Regions from separate parts of the Homo sapiens genome. Here region 1 is linked to region 2. Evidence: chromatin contacts called from ENCODE Hi-C data. All regions are on one chromosome and are shown on one strand. The core of a region is the stretch at or near the end of the contact, and the rest is flanking DNA. Distances in the headings are between cores, read along the strand shown.

Region 1 (6,296 bases), core at 1,161-3,660, 930 kb before region 2:
ACTCAGGGCCCTTGTCCACTAGAGGCAAAGTGCCCCCTGACCCCTTCTTCCAAATATACTCTTTTGTCTTGTCTTTTATTCCCATTGCCCACCCACCTTTGTTCAGTCCACCAGGGATCATGGCAGGCTACACACTTCTAGTTCCTGGACATCTTCTAAATCTTCTGTCTCCCAGCAATCACCTGGGCTCCCCCAAAGCCCTCAAACTAATGGTTCTGGCAATTTCACAGATTCATGATTTATGACCCCATCCTTTCCCCTTGCCTTTTTCCCAGCCCGTACCTCTGGTCGGTCACCAAGTTAGTCACTTCCCTACTGGGACCCGCTTTCCCATCAACGCTCCCCACTCAGCTCCATACCTCTGCCCTGCCCAGACCTTCATCATGTCACTCCTGACATCTCTGCCCACAGCCTCTGCCCCATCCATCCTGCAACCAGGGACCCGATTAACCTCCTAAGCAGCAGTTGATCAAAACATTCCTTTATCTGAAACCTTCTATGGTTCCTTATTGCCATTAAGATTCCTTAACATGGAATGCTTTCAGGGCTCCAGAATCTGTCCCCAGATTTTCCTTCAATTATTCATCTTGCTGAGCTCTTCAGACTCCAACTAATTTACTCACTGTCCCCAAAACATGCCAAACATTTTCCCACCTCTGAACTTTTACATGACACTAACATTAGACCCTCATTATTGACTCTTCTAAACGTTCCCCATATTTCAAAACTGAGCTCCAAGCCACCTCTGTGAAATCATCCGTAAACACATCAGCTATTCCTCCAATTTTGAGTGTATACTTGTTTGTTGCTTTTGCATAATATGTAATGCCTCCTCTAGCAAGGGAATCACAGGAGAGTTTCTCCCAAAGTCATGCATTTCCCCAAAAAGAATGCTGTCTGTTCCGGAGCTACTACTGTTGTGAGCAACTAAAAGTTGTCTTCCTTGGGCTCTCTCATAGTAGTCCCTGCCCCTCTTTTCCTCATGAGACTATGTCAAGGCTAATGTGAAAATACTTCATGCACTGTTGCCAATGTATGTTAGGGATGAGCATAAAACAACAGACAAGGGGAAACAGAATCAATTGCAGACCCTAACATTTTAACTTTCTTAAATGTTTTTCTTCAACACTTTCCTATGGTTCATACTTTAAATGACTTTAAAATTATGCTTTAAGTAAATATATGCTTTAAATAATTTTTATTTGCTTCATTTTTCCTTCATAGCTATCCCTTTTTTTTTGTCATCAAAGATATGTGCGTTTTTTATAAAAACACTTTCTTGTCCCCTGCTGACTACCTCTGGAAGCTTCTTGTTGACCTCTGGTTTTTTGGTTTCTTTTTTTGGCTTTTCATTTCTTAGGGTGGTGGTGGTGGTAGTGAAGGAGAGGGGTCTTCTGGTGGCCCCTGCATAAGCACTCCCCCTCAACATGAGCATGATTAACTGGAACCACTGTTATTTCTGTGGTGTAGACAAAATGAGCCATGTAGCTATTAACATCTCCCTGATTTAAAAAGAAACACGGAACTTTCTTTTTCCTGCTGTCCTTAGGGAGGAAAGGTGTAAATATAAGAGACTGTAGCTAGTATCTTGGAAGTCCCCAGGAGACAGGCGTTTCCTCTTGGTCACTGACTCTCTGGGTCACTGACGCTCCTTGAACAGCAGGGCCACCGTGTCTCCCTTTGAAGCAAGTGATCCTTAAGGAATTTTCCAGGTTTAGTAACTTCTGTCTAGCTCCGAAAAGACGTAATGGCTGCAAAAGTGCTTCGTTGAAGAAGATAAGATATATTCATTTTTAAATAAAAATACTTATGGGCGAGAAAAATCGGAGTGGACTGAATCAATTACAGTAAATCTATGGGCTCTAAGGGAGCAAATAATCCAGGCTGGCTGAAAGAATTAAATATTTTAAATTTATAAAGCCAGGGACCCTCAAATCCATAAAAGGATTCAATCTTCTTCTTCTTTTTTTTTAGGATTCAATCTTCTAATAATCCCGGGAGGGGGCGCAAGAGCAGGATTCTTGTTTCTATTTTACGAATGAGGAAACTGAGGTTCAGAAAGCCTAAGTGGCATGCCTCTTCAGTAATCGGCCAATCGTCGCTGCCCTAACTTCACCTCACCTCCCAGTGCAGCACTAGAGTCCCCTCAGGGGTGGCCGTCCCTGGTCAGTCCAGCTCCAGCAGACGGGGTGGGTAGGACGCTCCCTATCAGGCAGCACTTCCGCCTCCCGGGGCCCGCGCAGCTCACCTCCCTCACCTCCCGCCCTACCCCAGTCACGAGTTGTTTTAGGGGGACCGCCCCTCCACTTGCTGATTGGGTAGCTCCTGAACCATTGTTGTCCTCTGATTGGTTGTTCCCTTTTCGGCTCTGCAACACCGCCTAGACCGACCGGATACACGGGTAGGGCTTCCGCTTTACCCGTCTCCCTCCTGGCGCTTGTCCTCCTCTCCCAGTCGGCACCACAGCGGTGGCTGCCGGGCGTGGTGTCGGTGGGTCGGTTGGTTTTTGTCTCACCGTTGGTGTCCGTGCCGTTCAGTTGCCCGCCATGGCTGAGCTGGATCCGTTCGGCGCCCCTGCCGGCGCCCCTGGCGGTCCCGCGCTGGGGAACGGAGTGGCCGGCGCCGGCGAAGAAGACCCGGCTGCGGCCTTCTTGGCGCAGCAAGAGAGCGAGATTGCGGGCATCGAGAACGACGAGGCCTTCGCCATCCTGGACGGCGGCGCCCCCGGGCCCCAGCCGCACGGCGAGCCGCCGGGGGGTCCGGGTGAGAGTGCGGGCGCGTTTGGGGCGAGAGGACTTGTCTGGAAACTCGGTCCACAGTGGGTCCGAGAGCTTCTGTGTGACTCGTGCTCCTTGCTGAATTAGGAGGTTAGGGAGCAGTGCAAACAGGAAACGAGACCCTGGCCCGGTCTTTCAGAAACCTAGGCTCGAGAAGCCTGTTCGGTTCTCAGCATGTTTGAGTGCTTCTGGGCGCGGGCGGAGCGAGAAAGCAAGTGTAGGGTGGCAGGCTCCGGAGCCGGAAGAAGCCCGTTCAATTCAGCAACTTTTCATTAAGCATTTGCTGTGCCTTTAGTCCGGTCTCTGAAGCAACCGCATTGGCGCAGTTTTTCCAGACTTATAAGCTTATAAGTCTGAGCCGAGCACAGAACTCGTTATTAGAAAAGGAGGGCGGAAAAAAATAAGAATGGAAATATCGTTTTTGAGAGATACAAACAAAAGTAGCAATGCAGTTCAGCATTTAAGCACTTAAGGTGTACAGAGTGTTGGATTACGAGGAGGAAGGAGGGAGTAGGGAACTCGAAAGATGATCTAGGTCTGGAGAAAGAACTGCCAAGCGCGGTAGGAGTTTGCTATCGTTGAGCGATTGATTTACAGCTAGGACTTCTGGAGCTCTTCCTCTGGGAACAGCTTTGGTAGGCAATATTGCCTAAGCAGAACCCAAGATTAGCCTAAACCAATCAGGGAGGGATGAAGAGGTGAATAGAGAATGTTCTCAGCCAAACTCAAGTAAAAATGGGGCAGGTAGGATGGCAGTTTGACCTTTGGATGCCTTAACCTGTGTGTGATGCTTAGGATCATGAGTGGAAAAGACCTACTTAATAATACAAAGAAGTAGGAAATTTAGCTAGAAGAAATGAAATACGGCTTTTCATTCACTTAAAAAATTCCAACTAAGGGAGAATAGGGCACTACTGGGGCATATAGGAGTAGTGTCTACCCTAAATTCAAACCTTAAGGAGCCAGGTAGGTAACATATACGAGAGAAGCTGGCTTGACATGAGACAGTAGAAGTGTTGGAGACTGAGGCTTTGCTGCACTATAGTAGTGCTCTGTGTAAAGGCATTCAGATCCAGCAGTCTCAAGTTACTGTGCCAGCCAGGCGGAACCTTTTGATGGATGGGTTGGTGGGTGTGCTGCTAGTTTGCAGCCTCTTGAGTTTTTGACTGCACCATGTTGCTTCCTAAACAAATCAGTCCCCCAATAAGAACTTAGTGGGAACATGTAATATGCCCGAATATGCAACTTTATAGCGGGTAGGTTGGACTAAACTAGGCTGTGATTGTGAGATGAAGTTGGCCTTAAGTGATTAGGGGATATTTTCATTGGGTGGTCTCTAACATTTGTCTGAGAATTTTAAAATTGACTTCTTAGACCCTTAGTTTAACCTTCCTCATTTAATAGAAGAGAAGCAATCCTAGAGAGAAACGACTTGCTTAAAAAAGCACGAGTTAATAGCTGAGCCCCAAGTCTACCCACTCTTAGAATATACCACATTCTGTTGCAGTGTTTAGTTGTTTTAGCAGGGGTGTAGTGCGATAACAGACAGGCAGCTGTGGCTGTCCCAGGTGGAACAGATTTGGGAGAAGCAGAACCCAAGATCTGTAGTTGGAAGATTGTCCTGATTCAAGGACAGTGTTACCCTTACTGTTTTATCTCCACTGCCTAGCAGTGTGTCTGACATGTAGTAGATGCTCACGTTTGACAAAGAAATGGGCAAAAATGTCAGATCCAAGGGTCCTATGTAGAACTGACAGATCTTGGTGACGGGCAGTTAGGGAAGGTAAAAGGGAGAGAATAGAGTTGGATGCTCGGTCCTTTGTGCATCAAGCCTTCGGCAAAGGGAAGGAAAGAAATGGTTGCTGACTTAGTTCCTAGGAGGGACTTTCTTAGTGAACTAAGCATTTGGTGACTTAAAGCCAGATTCCTGACAGTGTAATTGAAGTTGGTAATATGCAGTGGTCAGCATTTCCTTTGGAGTTTAGAGAACTGATTGGACACTTTTTCTCTCTTAGTTTTCTTTTTCCTTCTTTTTTTTTTTTTTTAAAGATATGCTCTAGTGGTTAAGATTCTATGCTATCCTAAACTGCTTGAGTGTGAGTTTAGCTTTGTGATCTCAGACAATGTATATAACTACCACCACTGCCCGGCCTCAGTTTTCTCCTTTGTAAAAGTTGCATAATATAATTTATAATGCTATGTGGCATCTTTAGGATTACATTAAAGAGTGTCTATAAAGTGCTTACAGTTATATTAAGTATCTAGTGAATTCCAGCTACTATTAGTGGGAGAAAGGAGTTACAAGGCCTTTAGGCTTTGAAGTGTACTGAGTAAATTGAGGTTTTAGGCGGGAGCTCTCTTTCTGATGTATTATACAGAGATATATAGGCAGTCAGCTATGACAGATTGATGAGAGGAAAATAAACTGGCCCCAGCCTTGCGGAAAGCGTCTATGGAGGATGGGCACAGGCAAAAACCAGAGGGGTTAGGGCTAAGCCTTGGATGACTCCTTTGGTTGTTAAGAGATCCAGAAAAGAGACGTAGGTTTAGAGGCAGGAAGAAACCAGCTGGGTGAAGTGATATTGAGGTAACCAGCTGTGGGGGATATTGAGGAAGAACAGGTGGTCATGAAGGAGGCAGCACAAGTGGAGCTGTTGAAAAGCTCTCAATCATGAGGGCTGAGTCGGGGAAGAGAACAGGAGAGACAAGCCACAGAGAGAGTACAGCAGTAAGGCACTATTATGGTGTTTTGTTGTTTTTGAGACAGTCGCTCTGTCACCCAGGCTGGAGTGCAGTGGTGCGATCTCGGTTCACTGCAACCTCCGCCTCCTGGGTTCAAGCAGTTATCCTGCCTCAGCCTCCCGAGTAGCTGGGATTACAGGCGCCCACCACCGTGCCCAGCTAACTTTTTGTATTTTTAGTAGAGACGGGGTTTCACCATGTTGGCCAGACTGGTCTGAAACTCCTGACCTCAGGTGAGCCACCCGCCTTGGCCTCCCAAAGTGCTGGAATTACAGGTGTGAACCACCGCACCCGGTGACAAGTTATTTCTTGTAGGAGAAGAAAGAGACATGGGTGAATTAAAGGGAAGCTTTCTGGAGAAGTAATTTTATTGGTAGCAGTGGTGGAGGGAAGTTTAGGGAAATCTCATGCATGATAGTTAATTGTACTGCACATTTGCTGTATACCAGGTACACTTTCAGATCCCAGCAGTAGCTCCACAGGTTAAGTGGTAGTGTCATATTTCAGATGAGAATGGATCGGTGTGGAAGTTGAGCAGTGTCACTAAGGTAGCAAGGTAATAAATGGCTCAAGTGCAGCTTCAAACGTAGGTCTGCTTGACTTCAAATGTTTCTGGAATGTGGAAAGTTGAAAGTGGGTTTGGGACAGTCTTTCACTTTTGAAAACTGGCCCTTTTTCTGTCTGGAGTTCCTGAAAGGCCCTAGAAAGTTTCCTTCTGAAGCATCGTGTTGCTTAGTTTAGTTGTTGTAGTAAGTCAAGGCCCTACATGTCCTTTCT
Region 2 (5,572 bases), core at 2,155-4,654:
TGGAGCCCAGAAGCTGGAGACCAGCCTGGGCAATACGGGGAGACCCTATCTCTACAAAAAAGTTTTAAAAATTAAAAAAATAATTAACTCAGCATGGTGGTGTGTGCCTTTAGTCCCAGCTACTTGGGAGGTTAATGCGGGAGCATCATTTGGGAGATAGGTTTCAGTGAGCTGTGATTACACCACTGCACTCCAGCCTGGGTGACAGAGCAAGACCCTTTCTCAAAAAAAAAAAAAAAATCCACAAAGTGTTGTCGAAATTTAAAATATTATAATAGATGGACAGGAGTAATCCTGGCAATATATTTTTAAATTTTTAAAAAGGTGACATTTGTTTTACACAATACATATTACCAAAACAAACAATCTAGTCATCTGTGATGTGCTTCTATGCCTGTTTTCTTTTCTGGAAAGTGGTTCTCCAATTTTACCTTTTCATAGTACCTTGTCCTTCTCCTTCCCAGCACTTACCCCATAATGTTAATTAAATGTTCTAATTCTTTTCTGGCCAAACTCCTAGACTATAACTGTTTTCCTAGCTAGATGCCTATCTCTATGAGATCAGTGACTTAAAAATTTACAGCTTTTCTGCACTTTCTAACACCGTCTTTTAACAGATAGATGTTCAATAAACGTTGGTGAAAACAATCAAACTCACACTTGTCTTGAGGAGAATTGAAATAGGCCAATGAATTGGCAGTGTGTCATTATGAGAGGAGAAAAATAGTTCAGAGCAGTCTAAGTTACGTTAAAGGTATGCAAAAATAATTTTTTTAAAAATTAAAGATATGGGGTCTCTCATCCAGGCTGGAGTGCAGTGGTGTGATCACAGCTCACTATGACCTTGAACTCTCAGGCTCAAGCAATCTTCTCACCTTGGCCTCCTTAGTAGCTAGGAATACAGTTGTGTGCCACCACGCCTGGCTAATTTTTACTATTTAAAATTTCTTATTTATTTTTATTTTTATAAAAAGATTTGTTTTTTTAAATTTATTTTTATATAATTTTTTAATTAAGAAAAGGATCTTATTTTAAATATAGATGGGGTCTTCTTATGTTGCCCAGGCTGGTCTCCAACTCCTGAGCTCAAGCGATCCACCTGCCTCAACCTCCCAAAGTGCTGGGATTACAGCCATGAGGCACCTTGCTTGAGCTTTAAACATTTTTGTTCAGACGGTCTCATTCTGGAGTGCAATGGTGCGATCTCGGCTCACTGCAGCCTAGACCTCCGCAGTTCAAACCTCAGCCAGGAACAGCTGGGACTCCAGGTGTGGGCCACCACGCCCTGTTATTATTATTATTTTTTTGACACGGAGTTTCTCTCTTGCTGCCCAGGGTGGAGTGCAATGGCGCAATCTCGGCTCACTGCAACCTCCGCCTGCCGGGTTAAAGCGATTCTCCTGCCTTAACCTCAGGAGTGGCTAGGATTACAGGCATGCGCCATCACGCCCGGCTAATTTTGTATTTTTACTAGAGACGGGGTTTCGCCATGTTGGTCAGGCTGGTCTCCAACTCCTGACCTCAGGTGATCCGCCCGCCTCGGCCTCCCAAAGTGCTGGGATTACAGGCGTGAGCCACTGCGCCCAGTCGCCCAGTTAATTTTTAAATTTTTAAATTTTTTTGTAGAGACAGCGTCTTGCTATATTACCCCGGCTGGTTTCGAATTCTCGGCCTTAAGCTATCCTCCCACTTCGGGCTCCCAAACAGGTGAGAGCTACCCCATTAGCCAGGCAGGCATTCAAACTTTATCAGGCCCAGAGGGACTTGAGTATGGTACTTCAGTTAGCACCATCCCATGTAGGTGGTGGTGGGGGTGGGGGTGGGGGGTAGGGGTGTGTGGCAATTGTTTAAAGGCATTTTGTTCTTTTCTTCCCAGTACCTGCATCACCCTTTATCTTCGTGTTCCTAAAATTTGTGATAGAAAGAACAATGTGTAGCCAATGGATAGCTTATGTTATTTTAGTGTCAATTCTTGGTATGTAGTTTAGCAAAAGCCTCTTCTTTTTTCCTTTAAAAATTCACTCGTGGCCGGGCGCGGTGGCTCACGCCTCTAATCCCAGCACTTTGGCAGGTCGAGGCCAGGAGTTCGAGACCAGCCTGGCCAACATGGTGAAACCCCGACTCTACTAAAAATACAAAAATTAGCTGGGCGTGGTGGCAGGCGCCTGTAATCCCAGCTACTTCGGAGGCTGAGGCAGGAGGATGGCTTGAATCTGGGAGGCGGAGGTTGCAGTGAGCCGAGACCGCGCCATTGCACTCCAGCCTGGGCAACAACTGCGAAACTCCGTCTCAGGAAAAAAAAAAAAAAAAAAAAAAAAAAAACCATAAAGAAAGAAAAAAATTCACTCGTAGCTGCTACAAGAAGTGTAATGGCTCATGCCTGTGATCCCAGTGCTTTGGGAGACAGAGGTGGGAGGATCGATACCTTTAAGCCTGGAGCTTCACAAGACAAAGAACTCAGTTGAAACTGCTGCTTATCGGATCACATATTAAGGGCAACTTGAATTGATGATCCCAGGTTGCCCTCATCAAACTTGGCCCAAATAAATTCTCCACTTATATTAACTTTGCCTCAGTTTTTCCTTTAGGTCGACAGTTATTTCTAAAGTTCTACAGATGGGTTTACCTTGTATTAAAATAAGGTGTGAGAAGGGCAAATGAAGCCAGAGGCTCCCAGCACAATCTTGCAACCTTCAGAGACTTCCAAAGGATCAGCATTAACTCCAATATTTAGCAGGAGTGCAGCTCTTCGAGATTCACAAAGTGTTAATCTGTTGCCTAGAATTCCAGAGAGTTGGAGGCGCCCAGTGTGAACTGTGTTCCGCCTAAAAGAAAAAGCGACCAGCCTAAGATCATGAGCGCAAGGGAGAAGCTTGAAGCCATGCGCTCTCAAGTACGCGTTTCCCGCTGCCCAGGTCTGCGGGCCAAGCAGCCAGCCACGCTGGCCCTCGTCATGCACGCGATCAGCTAGGCTCCCGCGCCACGTGGCACTGAGAAGGCGTCCACCGAGCGCCAGGGAGAAGGAGGCGGAGCCCGGCCTCAACCTCGCCCGTGTCCTCATGGGGGTTGTAGTTTTCCTCGCGGGGGTAGAGGGCACGAACTCCCCGGCTTTTGCCCGGTAAATAGCATCTCCTTCGTACGAGTCATTCAAATAATAGATGCAGCCTAGGTAGCTTCAAGAGAAGTTGGGAAGGGGAAGGGGGAAAGCAAGGAAGGCAAACCTAATAATTATGGGCGGGGCAGAGAACGGTTCGCACCCACTACGCATGCGCACATCAGGCGCGGCAGGTGGGCGGGGACGGAAAGGCGGTGACTAGAGCTGTGTTGTCCCCGGAAGTGCCTTCCCTCCCGGGTCTGCGCGGACGCGGCCTCCTTACCTCATTTGTCCTCGCCCCTCCCCGTCCCTCTACGCGTTTTGGTTCCCGGTTGGTGCTTCCTGTTCGCAGCTGCGGCAGTGAGTATGTGTGTGACGGACCCCCGCCGCCCGCGGCTCGGGACCCCTGCCTACCCTCCTTCTTGCCCGCCGGGCTGTGGAACTAGCGCGTGCCCCCTCGCCGGCCTCGACGTCTCCCGTCCGCCCCTCACTCGTGGCAGGGCGCAGCTCCTGGTCCGTCACCTGCGCGCCGCCCCACGCGGCCGGGCTGCGGGTCTAGGGGGTCCGCGTCTCCCTGGCTTTCCAAGGGCTAATGCCGTGATTCTAGAGCGGCTGGGCGTCTAGGGCCTCGGTGAGGGTGGCGTGTCTGCCCTTTTTATTTCCCCGCAAGGCCCCCAGTCTTCTAGGGAAGCCAGTCAGTGAAGCGCGGAGGTCCCGGCGCGCCGAGAGAGAGTCCAGTCTTTGAGGACCGAGTAGTCCTGGGCCACCTCCCGCCTCTGCTGTCAGAAGCAGCAGCTGCAGCAGTAGAATCCAAAATTTCGGGAGCTGTGACCCTTTCCTCATGTAAAACGAGTAGACTTGGACTGTGTTTACTAAGGCGCCCTTTATCCCTCCCATCCTGTGAGCGGACAGTTGCCTTCAACTTTTGGGAAGAGCTGCTGGTTCGGTGGAAAAGCTGTGGCTGGGAATCAGGAGGCCTGGGTTCTAGCCGTGGCTCCCCCACGGATTCGCTGGCGATTCCAGAAAGCTCTTATTGAAGCTGAATTTAAGATTATTTCAGATTGCACAGTTGAATTACGGGCTGCATTAGTAGGGCCTTTTTAGCTCAGTGAATAAGTTTCTCTGAGCTCCTTTCTCCAACTATAAAACGAGAGCGTTCAATTTGATGACTTTTCAGGTCCCCTCAGAAGCTCTTGACTTTGTGGTTTTCTTTTTCTTTTTAAAATTTTTTCTAGGACCGTTAGAGAAATGACTTCGTGTTTGAATAGTTAGGCTGTCGCATACAAAGACTTTTAAATGGATTGTGTGTATACTTAGGAAAGCGTTATGCTTTCAGGAGAATCTGAGCATGGGGAATAAAGTCAGGAAGGATCGCAAGTGAGGATTATATTAATATGATAATTAGCACGGTAAGAGACTGCATGACCGAAGGAAAAGGGCTAAGGGAAAGGTGAAGGAAATGTTTCCGGATAGGATTAGTTCTCGTAAAAATCATATATATATCCCAAGAAGAGCTGGGACTTAAGTGACTAAATTTAGCTTATTTTTTTTCCCCCACTGAAATACTGTGCTCTGTTTGTCTTTTGTGACTTTTGTTTTACACATTTGGATTCTCCATCCCAATCAGATTTGATTCAGAGTGGCCATCGCATTTGAAAAATGGACAGACATTTTAACCCTTTAGACAATTGTGTTTCAACTGTCCTGTCAGGGCAGCTTACTAAGAGTAAGAAAAATTTTACTTTGAAAGTAAAGTGTATTCATCACATTCCAATGAAAATTGGACTGAAAATGAGGCTGTGGATTTGATTTAAATCGGCCGGAGATGGATGCGTGTGTCATCAAGAAGGAACATCTAGGGAGGCTAAAGATATTTGGAAGTAAATAAGAGCAAAAGGTCAGAATGACCAGTAGGTAGACTGTGAGAGCAGAAGGATTGATTAAAGACTGTGTTAAGTAAATGCTGAAAGCTTAAATAAGCCTTAAGTTGTCTAGTTTAAAACAATTCAGTCAATGAATACTGCTCCCTCTTTTGAATGGTAATAGCCTTTGCAGTTATTCTATAGCTGTTTTATATTTGTTAAGGTATTTTAATTCTTAGATAAGTTTCATTTGCATGATATTTTAAGATGTTATATAGGAAACATCTTTTCTGGTCATGGGATTGATAGTTTTTGAGTACCAACTTGGGAGATTCTTAAATGGCAAACTGACAAACGTGTGTTTTCCTTACACCTAAAATGTCTCATTTAGTTTTTAAACTCTGCTGGGACATAAAATGGATATTTGTGAGGTAAATTTAGGTGTTAGAACCAATGCAAATATTGCAATGAAGGAAGGTTTTTCTTCAAAAAATCTTAATTTGAAGTTAACTTATTTGAAAATTTTATTTTGGGCCATGTGCGGTGGCTCACGCCTGTAATCCAGGCACTTTGGGAGTCCGAGTGGGGCGGATCACGAGGTCAGGAGTTCGAGACC

Evidence for each region. Hi-C counts contacts between places; a loop is a spot of excess contacts on that map. Pooled maps may share reads with other maps.
Region 1: a loop to region 2 is called in a map of naive thymus-derived CD4-positive, alpha-beta T cell, with 17 times the contacts of the local background. The contact joins the promoter of CLTA here to the promoter of ZCCHC7 in region 2. A Hi-C loop is called at or near these places in 1 of 168 maps with a recorded cell type or tissue (naive thymus-derived CD4-positive, alpha-beta T cell) and 6 of 50 pooled maps.

What each region holds. Positions count from the first base shown.
Region 1 is chr9:36,188,511-36,194,806 of GRCh38, forward strand. It overlaps CLTA (clathrin light chain A), which reads left to right and starts at 2,411. Exons shown (of 5, transcript NM_001833.4): 1 at 2,411-2,763. The coding sequence starts at 2,547. RefSeq lists enhancers at 2,046-2,671, 2,387-2,606.
Region 2 is chr9:37,117,170-37,122,741 of GRCh38, forward strand. It overlaps ZCCHC7 (zinc finger CCHC-type containing 7), which reads left to right and starts at 3,405. Exons shown (of 9, transcript NM_032226.3): 1 at 3,405-3,454. It overlaps LOC105376034 (a long non-coding RNA gene), which reads right to left and starts at 3,231. Exons shown (of 3, transcript NR_188580.1): 1 at 2,627-3,231. RefSeq lists an enhancer at 3,067-3,146.